Regions from separate parts of the Homo sapiens genome. Here region 2 is linked to region 1. A link is a loop called in an ENCODE intact Hi-C map of the cell type or tissue named here. Cell type or tissue: PC-9. All regions are shown on one strand. Links, peaks and the distances in the headings refer to the core of each region. The heading gives the core; the rest is flanking DNA.

Region 1 (8,340 bases), core at 258-8,257:
TAAACATGGTTGCCCTTGATCCTATAAAGTAAAAATAGGCTAACTCTTCTAGGAAAAATTATAAATGCCTGGTATCTAGAATGTAAGAAGCAACACATTCATATCACCAAACTGAAATAAAGAAGGGTTCTACTGGTTTCCTATTTCTCCGGTTACAAATTACCTACCAACTTAGTGGACTGCAATAACACTGATTTATTATCTTCTAATTCTGCAGGCCTGAAGTCAGGCGTGGATCTTACTAGGTGAACATCAAGATGTGAGTGGACCTGAATTCCTTTCTGGAGGCTCCAAGGGAGGATTCATTAACTTGCTTTTTCTACCTTCTGAAGAGGTTGCCCACATTCTTTAGCTCTTTGGTCCCTTCCAACTTCAAAACCATAAATGGCCAGTCAAGTCTGACCTTCTCTCCTGCTTCCCTCTTCCACAAATAAAGACCCCTGTGATTACACTGAGCCCACCAGGTTAATCTCTCTAGCTTAAAGTAAACTGACCAATCTTAATTTCATATGTTACCTTAATTCTCATTTGTCATGTAACATCACATATACAAATGTTCTAGGGACTAGGAAGTAGACATCTTTCAGATGGTGTTACTCTGCCAACCATAAGGACGGAATGTATTGTCTTTTTTATGAAAAAGGTGTCTTAACAGCACTAAGAATATTCCGAATTAAATGTAAATAAAAGTCAGTGTGCTAGAAGACTTACCTCAGAGATGTATTTGGAATGAAAAGGGTTACAAATTAAGCTGATGACGTAACTAAAAAACATATCTTCGGAAACTTTTAGTGTTAATTTAGAAGTCCAATCTTCAGGAAACGTTGAGTCAAATTCAACTTCTGGGCCTGACATTCTGGAGAATCTTACTCAAGGAAAGCATTAGTTTTTAAACAGTCCATGAGACAACAGAGGTATGAAACAGAGATGGAAAATCTAGAATTGAAATGAAACGTAAACTAACTGAGTCAATAAGAATTCAAAGTGAGCCAAACACATATTTCAATAATAACTTCTAATCTAAAGCACAGAAGCGCTAATCAATCAGAACAGATGCCAGCTGGGTAAGGCCATTCAAGTGTCACCAGCTGACTGCATCAGTCCATCCATTGACCTTTAGAGCTATGCTCACCATGGGGAAAATATTTCCAGACCAACTCTCTCCTCTCTCTCCTGCTTATTCAGTCCTTTCAGATTGGGGAAATGATTAGAATGCCTCCACAGTAAATAAGACTTCATAGACTTGAAAGAAGGCTTTTCATTTATTTACACCTCCTTCCACAACAGAAATGTAGGTTTATTATCAAATGATCCCCTGCTTTCTTCTGTCCATACAAGAATCACCAATGTTTTAACTCTCTTTATATATACACCTCGTTAGGCATACTTTTTCTTATTTGTCTTTGAAATCTTCACAAGTCTTTCACATGCTAAAAGGCAGAGTCCAAAAATTTATATGGCTTGTTAACAAACCCTGATTTAAACCAAACTGTTATTTAGTGTGACTACATGAAAGGCACAGCATAAGGCATAGTGGGAATATAAAGATTCTATGAAAGCGCTGCCTTTTCTCACTATGTGTGACTGCCTTTTTCACTATTTGTGACTCCCCCATGGAAGGCAGAGGCTCTCACACACACAAGCACACACATTCACATGCACACAAAAAATTAGACTAGAAGAGAGTCCATTATAAGATCTGTAACAAAGAAGAAAGCATGAGTGACAGAATGGGAAGGTGGAAAATGTGAGTCAAGTTCAGTATTTGCCTTAATTGAATGTGAGATGCCTCCAAGTGATCCAGGTAAAGAAGTCTAACAGGCAGCTAAAAATCTGGGACTGGAACTCAGAAGAGAGGTCAGACCTAGGACATACACATTGGTAAGTTATATGCATGGAGGTAATATTCAGAGTCAAGGAAAACACATGATATCTGAGGAATTTGAGGTAAAAAAAAATATTTAAGGTAAAAAAATTGAGTTTAAAAAAAACAAATATTTGAGCATTTGCCAACATCATGTATTGGGTGATTTCTATGCAGAGGCACTGAGCTTGCTGCAGTTACAGTAATGAACAAGGGAACACAGCCCCTGCTTTTATGAAGATTCCAGCCTAGTGAACTCTAATCAAAGAGAAATATCCCCAGTAATTTTAAGACCACTCCTAAGTAATTTTTATAACACCCATGATTAAGTCTTTCTGCCATTCTCTTGCCTTACCATGGCCTACTCAGCATTTCCTCATCCTCTCTCCCAGATGGGTATCCGGACATAAGCTGTCTCCCTTATATTCACACCATTCAATGCATATGTCCAGTTCTCAGTTTCCTTTGTCAATCAGCATCTTCTGCTCAGCCTTTACATCCAAATCCCTCAATGTTCACTCAGTCCTAGATACATGACTCTACTTTTCCATATCTCTGTTTTCTCTCCAGTAAGCTCATCTACCGCTAGGACTTTAACCTGGATGGCTCCCAAACACATTTCTACCATGACTTATTACTGAGGGCTCCAACCTTACATCTCAACATAGATGCCTAAACCTACATGCCCAAAACTGAGTGCATGGCATTCTACACCTTAGGTGTTTTTTTTTCATAGCAAATGGTGATAGTTTCCCACTTGTGTGAGCCAAAATTCTAGGATTCATCTATACCCCTCTCTATAACCCCCCTTATGATATCCATCGACAAATTCTATTGACTTTATCTTCTAAATCTATCTCAAGCTGTTCACTTCCCTTCACTCTTACAACTACTCTCTGGGCCAAGTTAACCATCATCTCTTGCTCTCACTACAGCAATAGCCACCTATTGGTTTCTCTACATCGACTCACTTTTCTCCAAATATTCCATGCCCTTCCTATAGTGACATATTTGGAGTCCTACTACTGCTTTAATCCAAAAAGCCCTTCTCCTTTGCTGAAATTACCTTTTATTTTTCCCTCTCTAGTTTAATATTAGAGAGTATCTCTCTAGGTCCAACCTTCATGACTCTTCATCTCACATATGAATCCTTCCTCAGTTCTCCAATTAGAATTAATTTATTATTCCATCGCACCCACCATTACCTTGTTCACATTTTGATTACATCTATTATTTCATTTTGCCTCTATGATTAGTTGCTTATTTGTTTCTTTCTCAAGAGCAGGGGCAATGTCTTCATCAACTTAAAATGCTTTACTCCCCCACTTGAGAGCCCAATCCATCATTATAAAGATTGCCTGGGCTCCACAGGCAGTCAAGTCCATTACTACTGGTGACTGCTGCATGGAAAAGATCATCATATTCAGACAAAGAATGGTTAGTACCAGAGTAAGTTCAAGAAGGAAAATTCATACCAGTAGGCATCAGGCAAACTCATTCATCATTCCATAAATAGTTACTGAACAGCTTTATACTCTGTGAGAGGACAATGTCACAGTCACAAACTCTTTAAAGTTTGCTATATCACATATACAGCCCAAGATATTCCTTGGAGCCCTCTAAAACTTGGTAAGAAGTACGCTAATCGATGCCTATGTTAGATCTCATTTATCCCACTAATTTCTAGTTTCTTGCAACCACAGCTTTCTTGTGAGAATACTTATAAAAATTACCAGTTAGAGGTCACAGACTGTGTCATCAAAAAGGGCCTTTCTTCTAATTACTTCATTTTACAGATGAGGAAATTGAGACCCAGATTTTACACACTCCCTGAGGTCACAAAATTGGCCAATGGCACAGCCAAGATCATAGCATGATTTCCCTGAGTCTTGGTCTAGTGAGTTGGGACTCAATGATCTGTGTAAAACAGAAGGGATCATAGGCGTGGATAATTGGAATGGCTGGAATTTTTCATCCACTGGTTGAGGAATGTGACTCACTCCCTCTAAAATAAGAAAATCTGCCATTGGGAGTGGGACCACAGCCCTGAACCAGATGCCACAGAAGAGCCACACCAGGAAGAGCATCCTTGTTCCTCTGGCAGAGCCCTTCTAGTCCTTTTAACAGGAGCCAAACAGCTTGAGGGTGGGTCATTCCCAGGCAGAGACCCCACCTATAATATGGTCAAAAGATATAGCTTATTATTTGAGGCTATCTCAACACCTTTCACAACTATATGCATATATTTGAGTCATTTTCTAAACCCTAAAATGGGAATATCTTATATTTTCTAAAGATTTTGAAAAGCTGAGATGAAAGAACAAAGACAAAAAAAAAAACAAAAACAAGAAAATCATAGCCACAAACATGATTACCACACTGCAGTATTCTGAAGAGCCACTCCCCACCACATTCTTAACATTCCTAAATCAGTACAAACATTTTCTCTACAGTCTTCATGAGAGCAACGGATTTGCTAAAACTGAACCTAGAAAATATTTACATATGCCAAAGTTCCTATTAAATGCTAGGCTTTTAAACTAATGCCCAACAAACATGGTAAAGAATGAGATGAAAGAAAAGGAGAGAGTGAGAAGACACTGATTATACCTCAAACTGTTTCAGGCTACCTCATCCTGTATGCATTCACTAATGAGCTCAGAAGAAAAATTCTGACTATTTCTGCTCTCTGACATTCACATAGCTTACAGAAAACTATTATCAGGAAATATAGCCAAAGAAATAAGCCCTGCTAATGAGTCCAAATTCTCAAAAGCTATTTGCCTATAAGTTCTTCAGAATAGATTTTACCAGAGCCAAAATGTGCTTAAAAGGAAATTTCCTTAAAACCCAGGATCCATTTTTAAGTGTGTGTAAATAAAAATATCCTTTTTATACAATGCAATGTCACTTACTATCATGTCAAACTGGAAAAAAAAATCAGCATTCAATATAGCAGACCAATGATCAAAACGTAACTAACTTTCAGGGAGGGTGGTAAGCATTTAGTTATGCCCCGTCTGGCAAAAATTTTATTTGCTTTATGTTACTTGCAGGCCACAACTTCTCCAGCTCATCTGGTGCATGCAAACACAACAGACACTCCCAGATGAAAATAATATATGGTTTCTCCATTACTTGAAAAACAAAAAAGACTAGTATCTGAGAGCAAGCAATTGATGCTCTATTCCATATTCAATCTTATCACCCCAAATATTTTCTGCCTTGTCATCTATTTTTGAGATTTGAGTTAAGAATGAAGGTTCTCAGAATAAAACCTATCCACTGGCATTACTACCCAACATATATGTAAGCTATTAGACAGTCATGGGGTTAGAACATATCCAAGCCACAGTATTAGCCTCAGGTCATAAATCAAATAAAAATCCCACCCAATTAAGGGCCCTATTCTTTGAACAATATGAGTTTACTGTCATGTTTGGATACTGAAAAGAGTTTTTGCAATCTGTTTCTCATCTGCTGTCCATTACTTGTACACTTAAAAAATGTGTTTTACAACTTCAGCGAATGCACACATGCCAAAAACACCACTTTTTAAAATCATGGGGGCATGAATTCACACTATAATAATGCAACCGTATATGACAGCTGAAATCAGATCTGTAAATGTCTAATTACCAAATTTATAAATTATGATTTTTAAAATAGTTATCTACTATGTCCACACAGTATGGTAGCTGCTATCTACAAAACGAGATTAATCTTCCCTACAACACTTACGGGTAAATATTAACACTCTCCTACAGACAAGAAAAATAAGGCTCAAAGAGGTAGCTCACCTCACAGAAGGTGAAAGAGCTGGTAAGAGGAGGAATCACACCTGGAGTTTGTAAGCCCAGGTCCAATGCCGCATTTCAAATACTTCACCTCCTATCCATCTACCTTCAATACGATCTTTATATTTTAAAATCCAAGCCAACTAATAAGTGTCATCATTTCCTTTATCTGGTAAAAATCAGTACAATAGGTATGAGTTTAGGTTCCAGAAGTGTTTTGACTTTAATACTCACATTTCCCAATATGATTGTAAGTTCAGCAAATACCTTTAAGCACTGACACTGCAACTAAGGGATGCGGGTGATATTCTCACTGTCATGGCACTAAAATTCAGTAGAAGGATGTGTCCATGCAGAGCTCAGGATACCTCATAGGGAACCTCAGGAAGCCGAGGCTAGCTCACATGAGAATGGCAGGGTGGGCAGCAATGGGCAAGACAGCAGGTACGAGCCAGCTGTGGCCCAACAAGTAGGGCCAGCCTGGGGAAAACAGTAACCATGGTTACAGCTTGGATTAAGCTCATGTCTACATGTTCGTCATGGCGAACTGGGATAAGGAATTACTAAAATGTGGCAAATGTAAAGATACCTATATGGTTAGTTTTGGTGTTTGGATAAGGGAGGAAAGGTAGCATAGCCCCACTTCTTGATGAAGTATAATGGGGTTACAGTATGAGAGTAAATCTGATAATGCAAACCAGGCATTTGGAAAATATGTAATAGAACAGCAGTTTTTAAAGTTGGTCCACAGACTCTTGGGGGTCTCAAGTCCAAAAGGTCAAAGCTATTTCCATAATAATTCTATCATGTTATTGGCCTTATTTACTGTGTTGCCATTTGGACTGATGGCGGGTCAAACTGCTGGTGTCTTAGCATGAATAATGGCAGAGGCACCCAACTATATGAATAGTCATTTTGTTTTTTACCACTACCCAGTACCAGTTCAAAACATAAACAACAGGCAGTTTCACTCAAGGTCTGTAACCAAGCAATAACAATTATAAATGTTATTAAACCTCAACCCTTGAACTTACGTATCTTTAATATTCTATGTGACAAAATAGGAAGTACACATGAAGCACTTCTGATGTATGATGGTTCTGCAAAGAAAAAGAACTTGTGTGATTATGTTGCAAGCTGAACCACCTGCTGTTTTCATGGAACACCATTTTTTTATTTGAATGAATGACTGAAAGGCAGATGATGGTTTTCCAGACTGGTTATTTGGCAAAGATTTTCTTGAAAATATATAAAGTAAGCCCATTACTTCAATGAAAACTCACTGTATCTGTTGCCAATAATAAAATTCCAGCTTTCAAAGGAAAATTAGAATTTTTGCCAACTTGTATTTGCCACCATGAGCTTGACAGCTTCCCAGTACTGAAGAACCTTTCTGATAAGATCAGTGGTAATATTAATAAATGCAATGATTTTGATAACAAATAATAAAATCTGTCACTATTTGGAAGATCTGCATAACTCAATCTATGAATATTTTCCAAGGGACAAATGTATGATGTTACAAAATCACGTGTGGATAACAGTTCCATTCAAAATGCAAGATAGACCAGTGTATTTTACAGTACAGAAAGTTCATTGATATTGTTTCATTTTCTCCCTTGTAAGAAATCCTTAAGAAACTACCATTTGTCAAGTTTTAGTACAGTATTAGAGAAGAATACCCAAAATTACCTGAAAAGAGTATTAAAATGATCCTTTCTTTTCCAGCTACATATTTGTATGAGGCCCAGTTTCTACATAAACCAAAATAGGCACAACAGATTGAATGCAGAAGGAGATATAAGAATCCAGCTGTCTTCCCTTAAATCAGACACTAAAGAAATCTGTGAAAATGTAAAACAATACTTTTTTCAGTAAAGATTTTTGTTCTTAGAAGATAGTTATTTTCTCATAAAAATATATTATTTCATCAACATGTAATGGGTTTATTTTTAAATAAATTTGTTAAATAATTTAGAATCCCTTAGTTATAATATCTAATCCAAAATATTGATAAATATAAGCCACATATACTTAAGCTCATTTGGGTTCTCAAGGAGTTAAGACAGCAAAGAGGTCCTGTGAACAAAAGTTTGAAAACCCCTATAGCAGAGTACTGTATTCCAGATGGAGATGAGGAAATGGTTCCTGAATATTGTGGCTCATTCTGCCTCTGGTCATGAGGTACTTGGTTTCAATATTAAATGTCTTGTTTAGATATTTTAAAGGGGAAAGTAAGTTGCATCTCGGGGACTCCAAGGCCTTCAACAGCAGCATCTTCTTGACACTTCTTCAGGTATTCTTATTCAGCAGGTGGGAAACACAAGCAAAGGGGAAGGGAAAAACCGTTAACACCAGCCTTGTGGATTCACACTAACATTTATTCACCTTTACTGTGAATGTCACTGGGTAATCTTCCTGGGGACATTCTTTTGGGTTTGAGATGGGGAAAGAGGAAGGGTTACTACCTGTTCCTAATTTAACAAAAAAGTATAATGGAAAAGAAACTGAGGAATTGAGTGCTTCAAAAATGTCCCTCAATCTATCAGTTGTTACTAGGAAGAATCACTGCTCACTACTAGGCCTGACTTAAAAGGAGGCCTGACTTGTAGGGCAAGTCACTGGCAGTGCTCCCTGGGGAAAGCATCAGTACTCAACTGCTCATCCAATACACAGGTA
Region 2 (8,340 bases), core at 153-8,152, 140 kb after region 1:
GCTGGCTGATGCTCTCCTCGGTGGGGGAAGAATATGTTTCAAGCACTCTTAGCTGAAGAACCCTTCATTAAGAAAACCTAATTCCTCTTTGTTTGTACTTAATATTCCCCAAGTAATCTTGACTGTAGGTTACATTTCCATCTGTTTGCCTCAGGGAGAAAATGTGTGATCCAAATACTACTTCATGAATGTCTTGTCTAAGTACCACCTTGAAGACTGGCACAGGCTACTGAACTGGATGTCTGGGTCCCGAGCTGGGCTCTGCCACCTACTACCTGTGGGATTCTGGACAAGTGACTCACCCTTTCTGTGTCTCAGTTTCCTTGTCTTAATGGGAATTCATAAGAGATCCTACATACCTTTCAGGATTGTTATGAGAATTGACATGAGACAAAAGACTTTTCAATAGTGCTTTCTGATTTAGACTTCACTTTTAGTAGATTTAGTTGGCTTGAGCCAATTTCTCAGACTTCCCTATTTGTGGGCACTGAAAAGCTTTTATGCTCAGATGCACAGGCTAAGAACTGCCTCTGACTTCCTAACTGACAGAACCCCTGGAAAGTACCTTTGGACAACGCTATCATTCTTTTTTTGTGGGGGGATGGGGAGAAGCAGAGTATAGTAAGGTAAATTCCTACAACCTCGTGGGCGAGGAAAACACCACTCCACACCTTGAGTCAGGGACAATAAGGGAATTGAATCTAGCTATGAGACAGCTTCCCAATCTTTTGCCTTTTGTCCCTGACATTCACTATGGTAGGAAATATCCAAACTCCTTGAAAAAAATATGCTGTGCATATGTAAGGTTTTATTGCTCAAATCACTCTGCCAAAGTCTCACACTCCCAAGGCCAAAGTGCGGCCTTTGAAGAAGTCCATTTGCAGAGGTGTGTCTACCATCTGGCCTAACCTGCCCAGAGGCAGGGAAACTGAAAACTAGTCCGATTCAGAAAGTAAAAGTGCTCCTGGCTCAGATTGAGGGATACGTATCTGGTCAGTACAGCAGAAGGCATCCAAGTTTGAACAGGGGCAACAAGCAGAGGCTGGGGCCTACACCTAAAGCAGAGTTACCCAACCCTAGGGACATGGCAAGACACTCTACAGTGTTGTCCAAACATAGTAATGAAACAATTCTTTAACATGTAATGGCACTGCACCCATGAATGCACCTCTACATCTGTAAGTCTAATAAAAACTCCTCTGAACTGACACGGTCAGCCCACTCTTCAAATTTCCCACTGGAAGTTGCAAAACTACTAACAACGTTTATATTTGGGATACTGTAAACTCGACTTCTTCCATAATGCTCTGGCTACCCCACCTGAACTCTGACTTTTGGGTAACATCATCACCTTTCCTGAAAATGTCTCTGACCAAATCACTTTATCTAGACCCAGCTCTGTTTCCCATACAATAATCCTGCCATCATGCAACTACCTCTGCTCTTTGAACACTGACCATCTGCTGATGCCACTGTGTCAACTTTTCTGCAGCTGTTGCATCCTCACCTTGAACATCATACCAGTCAGGGACCCGGCAGGAAACAGATGGTTCACTTAAAGGGTTAATTGAAAAGAGTTTAATGTGGGAACAATTTGCAAGTGTGGGCAGGGTGAAGGGAGCCAACAAGGGAGAGTGTACAGAGATTAGCGAGCAAGAAGCTTAATGCCCGGAGGCCTGAGAAGGCAAGAGGACAGGGCAGATACCAGATCCTGGATAGAGGCACAGCTGTGGGATAGCACTACCCCACAGAATCTGTGGCCACAGGTTAAGTGGCACAGTCGTCACCCAGTGCACCAGGCTCCAGAGACACCAAATGTGCCACATAACTGGGAGAACAGATAGCCCAGCTTTCTCTTCTCTTATTCTTCATTTTTCTGTCGAGTCTCTTAATTGGTTGACTCTAACTTGAATCCATAGCTCTGTCCTGGAAACAAAGCTAGCCCTCTCTAGATCTGCAGGCATTGCGTGCACATAGCATTGCAGTTAAGAGCATGAGGTGGCCAGCTGAGATTACCTGAGTTTGAATCCCAGCTCTACCACTTACTAGTTGTGTGACCTCAGCGCAATTATTTAAGTCCTTAGGCTTTAATTTCCTTGTGTGTGAGTGGAGCTAATACTAGTACACATGCTGCTGTAACAATTTACCACTAACTTAGTAGCTTAAAACAATACACATGTATTATTTTACAGTCTGAAGCTCAGAAGTCTAAAATGGTTCTTACAGGGCTGATTTCAAGGTATTCCTTCTGAAGGCACTAGAGAAAAATCTCTTCCTTGCCTTTTACAGTTTCTAGAGGCTGCCCACATTCCTTGGCTCATGACCCTATCACTCCACCCTCTACTTCCATCTTCACATCTCCTTCTCTGACCCCCTGCCTCCCTCTTATAAGGCCATTTGGACTACATTGGGCCTACCCAAATAATCAGGATAATCATCTCATCTCAATATCCTTCACTTAATCTCATGTGCGAAATCCTTCACCCACAAAATCACATGTGCAAAGTCCTTTTTGCTATATAAGGTAACATATTCACAGGTTCTGGGGATAAGGACCTAGACATCTTTAGGAGACCATTATTTTGCTTACCACAGCACCTCACAAGATGGCTGTGACAGCATACAAGATAATGATCTGTGAAAACTGCCTAACTCAATGCCTGGCATATATGAAATAGGCAATAAATGCTGGCTGTAATTTTTAGGAACCCTTTCCCCTCCTCCCTTCTTATTCTTCATGCTGAAGACTCTTAATTTGTTCATTTTATCTAGCCTCCTTCACTTTCTCCTTTCTGGGGAGAAATCTTACAAAAGACAAAAATCTGGTGTAGGGGTAATATAGATTAGAAGTGTGTCCCTTCCAAATCTCATGCTGAAGTGTAATCCCCAATGTTGGAAGTGGGGCCTGGTGGGAGGTGTTTGGGGAGTAGACCCTTCATGAATGACTTGGTGCTGTCCTCATGATAATGAGTGTGTTCTTGTTCTGAGTTAATGCAAAATCTAGTTGTAAAAGAGGGTGGCATCTCTCCTTTCTCTTGCTTCCTCACTGGCCATGTGACACCCCCACTCCCACTTCACCTTCTTCCATGAGTAAAATCTCCCTGAGGACTCACCAGAAGCAAAGCAGATGCCAGTGCCATGCTTCCTGTACAGCCTGAAGAACCATGAGTCAATTAAACATATTTTCTTTATAAATTACCCAGTCTTGGATATTTCTTTACAGCAACAGAAAAATAGGCTAACACAAGGGAGAATTAATGAGTTCTGTTTTGAATGTGTTGAATTTGAAGTGCTTGCAGGGAAAATGGATAAAAATAGTAGGCAATTGGGAAACTGGCTCAGAGGAGATATTGGGGCTGAATCTAGGTTTTAGAATCATGTGTATGATTCAATTCACAGGATTTGATGTCACTGATGAGACAGTATGTAAAACAAGAAAGAAAGATTGAAGAGGAGCCCTGGGGAGCAATACCATTTAAAGGGAAGGAGAAGACTCTCCAAGGAGACCCTGAACAAATGGATAGAGAGGTTCAAGAAGACCAAGAAGTGACAGATGCCTCTAAGGCTAATGTGGGAGAAGATTCCAACGAGTATGGTCACAAAAGTCTCACAGGGATGAGAAAGATGAGGACTAAATGTGGCAGGTAAGTTGGAAGTAGTCTTTTTTGGTAGAGTTTCAGTTGAGTAGTGGATGCATAAACCAGATTTTAGTTGTCATGTTTGCTGCATGTTTCAATGAATTGCTGGAGTGAATGACTGGTGAGGAACAAAGAAAGTGAGGCTTTATAAAATGGGCTGTTGGCCAGGTACAGTGGCTCATACCTGTAATCCCAGCACTTTGGGAGGCTGAGGCAGGCAGATCACCTGAGGTCAGGAGTTTGAGACCAGCCTGGTCAACATGGTGAAGCCCCATCTCTACTAAAAATACAAAAATTAGCTGGGCGTGGTGGTACCCTCCTGTAATCCCAACTACTTGGGAGGCTGAGGCAGGAGAACAGCTTGAACCCAGGAGGCAGACATTGCAGTGAGCCAAGATTGTGCCACTGCACTCCAGCCTGGGAGACAGAGCAAGACTCTGTCTCAAACAAACAAACAAAAACAAACAAAAAAAGGCTGTTACAGGAAGAAAAGGATGTGGTGGCAGCATAAGTGGTCATAGACAGGTGAATATTTGTTTTAGGGTGAAGTAGACGTGGTTGCATTTATAGCCCTGGGGAGGAATCCAGTAGAAAAGTAGATATCATGGATAAAAGCTAGAGGTGTAATTCATGGAGCAAGTCTTAGAATAGGTTAGATTAAGCAAAAAGTGGAAAGAGATAAGGATGGCTAAAATGATGGGTAAGTTTGAATAGGAAAAGGAAGGTTTTAAGGAAGTTCTGCCTGATCGCCTTTTTTCTGTGAGGTTGGAGGTAAGGTGGTCTATTGAGAATGAGAGTGGCAGCATGAAGGGTACATGGCTTTGAGTTTCAAGGAGATATTGCTGTGAATTAAAAGGTGAACTGACTGGGTGACCTGAAGGTTGCTAAGCATGACTATGAACTCAATGAAGTTCAAGAACCGTACATTTCCAACAGAGCCCATCAGCATGGTTATACGGTTGTCTCTGACAGTAATCTGAGGATTAGCATGGTGGGTGGAATAGAGGGTGAGGAGGACCAGAGAATAGAGAGTATGGCTGACATGATTAACAATACCAGTTACTTCACCATCAATATGCATTGGCCTGCCCATATCATTTCTGAGTTTGCTAGGTGCCTGTAACCTTCAACTTAACTTGACCTCAGGCACCTACTCATTCATCCATACACTAGACCTTCATGTCTTTTTAAACTGCTCCCTCTCAAAGCTTTTGGTTTCTGAAATTGCCCTCTAACCACATTCATACACTTCTTACCACTTCCACTCCTTCTTTCCATTAACATTTCCTCTTTGCCTTCAACTTGACCTTCAGACTCTTAACCTGGATTCTCTCACACTTTTCTTTTCTTTTGAATTAATTGACTTTCCTGGCCAGCCAATACTCTGCATTTAGCCTTTGCATACTTTTACTTTCATATTTACATAAACACCAAGCAGAAATTGCCATTCTTTTTCTTTACTGCATCTCCGTCATAGAGAAACTTACAGTTTGAGAATGAATGTTGAACTTGCAACTGTTAGGGCAGATGCAGATACTATTTCAAATAATTCTGGTCCTGAAGACTAGTTAAATTGTGAGGCAATTCCCAGTCTGAGTCTGTTCTTGAGTGGGCCCAGCTTGGGATGATCTTGGAGTCAGTAGGTGGAATTAAAGTCCTGGTTCCGATTAAGAGTGCACCCGACCGGGCACGGTGGCTCACACCTGTAATCCCAGCACTTTGGGAGGCCGAGGTGGGCAGATCACGAGGTCAGGAGATCGAGACCATCCTGACTAATGCGGTGAAACCCCATCTCTACTAAAAATACAAAATACTAGCCGGGCATGGTGGTGGGCACCTGTAGTCCCAGCTACTTGAAAGGCTGAGGCAGGAGAATGGCGTGAACCGGGAGGTGGAGCTTGCAGTGAGCCAAGATTGTGCCACTGCACTCCAGCCTGGGCCACAGAGCAAGACTCCATCTCAAAAAAAAAAAAAAAAAAAAAAAAAAAGAATGCACCCCACTTCCCCACTTATCCCCAGCCTTAGACTTCCAGAAGCTCGCTTCTCTTCCCCTAAATTTTATTCATTTATCTTCACCATTGGGAAAGCCAAGTCACTTTCTAGTGGCTGAAAGGCAAGGTATTATTTCACTGGAACTCAGTACAAACTCAACTTGTGGGAATAAGATTTATTTTGCACTCTGAGCCACTACCAGTTATGAGCTCACAGTGAGTGCTAATCTGAAAAAGAGAACTTGATAAATTCTTGACATTCATTTGCAAAACTCATTCAAACTAATCCCACTTATCGTTCTCATATACTTTATTTTCTATGATAGAAAATGTTAGCTCTTATGTTAATGGTAATTTGGAGGATTCTTAAGATAAAAGGAGCATGGCCTTTCATAATTCACATAGAGAAGAAGGATCACAGAAAGCTAGACAAATATGACCTTGTAGAAGTTACCACATCTCTCCGGCCCCAGTTCCTACATCTCTCTGGCCCCAATAAAATGGGGATAAACATACCTACTGCATATAATTCTTGTTACAATTATAGAAAATTATGTTATAAAGTATCAAGAATGGTCTCCAGTGGTACGTCTGCAAGATTGTCTGTTGCCAACTTATCACCACCATCACCACACCCTTCCGAGTCCTGAAACTACATATCCCAGAGTCCACGTCCCAGCACAGTTCTGAGTTACAGTTTGTCCATGAGGATTAGACATAGCAGCTTCATTTATATGGCCCTTTGCAGATTCCTTCAAGATCCTGCATTGCAGTCTCAGTTTATGCTTCTACTACAATGACTAGATACTCATAGCTTCTAGACACTTTTATGAGTTCTGGTTATGCCACCCCTGCTAGTGCTTCTGGGAAGTGGTTTGTGACTGTTTTCCTGCGTAATGGTTAATTTTATATGTCAAATTGACTAGCTTAAGGGATGCACAGATAGCTGGTAAAACATTTCTGGGTGTATCTCTGAGAGTGTTTCTTGAAGAGATTACAAATTGAATCAGTGGACTAAGAAGATGCACCCTTACCAGTGTGGGTAGGCATCACTGAGAGCCCCAATAGAACAAAAAGGTGAAGGAAGGACAAATTATCTCTCTCTTGTTGAGTGGGACATCCATCTTGCCCTAGTTCTCAGGTCTTCAGACTTCAGTATTTAGACCAGCAGTCTTCCTGATTCTCAGGCCTTCAACCTCAGAGTGTGAGTTACATCTTCAGCTGCCCTGGTTCATAGGCCTTTAGAATTAGACTGAATTATACCACTAGTTTTCCTGGTTCTCCAGTTTGCAGACAGCAGAACGTGGAACCTCTCAGTGTTTACAATTGCTTGAGCTAATTCCCATAATAAATCTCCTCTTGCATATATATATACATTCTACTGTTTCTGTTTATCTGGAGAACCCTGTCTAACATATCCTAGTTCTCCAGTTGCAGGGTTCCAGCCCCTCTTTCCCCAGCTTGAGATGGCTCTGTTATTTTTTTTAACCAGTCCTAAGTTGGTATCCTATCAGAATATTTCTATGAAAGTCATTCCTACAATTGTGCAATTCTAGGTCTGAAAATAATCTCACGGAAGCATTTACTTTTTGCTTTTTTAAAATAGTTATTTTGGCTCTATTTCTATATAATGCTCCAAACTTCTTTACTAATTTTTACAGGCAGATTTTTACGCTCTGTCAAAATAAGAGTTTTATATTTGCTTATCCATTTCTGAAAAACCTCAAGCATCTAATAACTATTTTTAAAACTGGACTTTATTGGTATTTTATGGGCCTCTTCAATTAATCTGACAAACTGAAATTTACCACTGCTGCCATTGCTAGTCTGTGTTATTATCCCAATCCATTCCTCCCTTTATGATTTACTGAGAATGAATCTCCTGTTAAGAGGTTAACAGTTAGTTTTTCATCTATTTCTCCACAAATTACGCTGCTGCATACATATGTTAAAGCTATAATTCATAAATGAGAGTTAATGATATGTATTTTCTAATCTTGTGAGTAATTTTTAAGATTGATTTTGTTTAACAGTATGAATAAGCTATTTTTAGAAATGTGCAGTCTTGTCCAAAGTCCCTACTGGAGAGTCAAAAAAACCCAGGGTCTCAGAAGCTGGGTGTGGGTGGTGGTGGGCGCAGGAATAGACAGGAGTAAAAGGGAGCTGATGGCCGATTTCTAGGCTGAGGTGGAAAGAAAGTCAGAAAACTAAGGCTCCAAGGATGGAAGAAGAACAAAGTGACAATGGCTAATGGCTGTTGAGCTCTTAAGTCTCAGTCCTTGTTTTAAGTGCTCTTCCCATAGTATTACCTTAATTCCCAATCCACAACCCTAGAAAGTACTTATTATTACTAAACCCACATATCAGTTAGGGTGAGATATCAGAGAGTAGCAAGAGGGTGGGCTGCCTGAGGACTGAAAGGGCAAGGGGAGGAACGGTGTTACGGGGGCCCAGTGATTGCTACCACCATGGAGAAAGAGCCACTGCCAGAGCTGATCTTGAAGGGTTGTGGCCAGGTGAAGATCTGCAGTGTTGAGAGGCAAGGAGAAGATTAAGAAATACTCCAACCTTTCTCTCTTTTGCAACCTGACCTGCCATTGGCTAAACCCAAGCAAGTCTCACTGAGGCTATGTGCATGGCTTTGTTTTGGGGGATGGGGGCCAAATACAGAATAACAAACACTACTTTCCATTTTAGAAATGCAGAAGTCA

The links. A loop is a pair of places that touch in the nucleus more often than their neighbours do. Peaks named below come from ENCODE experiments on the same cell type or tissue, not always from the same donor. Only the 100,000 strongest peaks of a DNase experiment are listed, where the experiment ranks them.
Region 2: a loop joins it to region 1, with 19 times the contacts of the local background. A loop is called at or near these places in 2 of 110 quality-filtered maps.

The regions. Positions count from the first base shown.
Region 1 is chr2:204,660,974-204,669,313 of GRCh38, reverse strand. The region is part of intron 1 of PARD3B (par-3 family cell polarity regulator beta); the gene reads right to left. It overlaps LOC124907968 (a long non-coding RNA gene), which reads left to right. Exons shown (of 2, transcript XR_007088057.1): 2 at 218-451. Among named protein-coding and RNA genes, the nearest start is that of PARD3B, 120 kb to the right of the region's middle. RefSeq lists an enhancer at 4,019-4,586. In PC-9, for the core only: no CTCF peak of the experiment used is centred there; DNase peaks (open chromatin) are centred at 3,833 and 4,283; H3K27ac peaks cover 2,003 bases.
Region 2 is chr2:204,522,565-204,530,904 of GRCh38, reverse strand. No RefSeq gene overlaps it. Among named protein-coding and RNA genes, the nearest start is that of PARD3B, 19 kb to the left of the region's middle. In PC-9, for the core only: no CTCF peak of the experiment used is centred there; no DNase peak of the experiment used is centred there.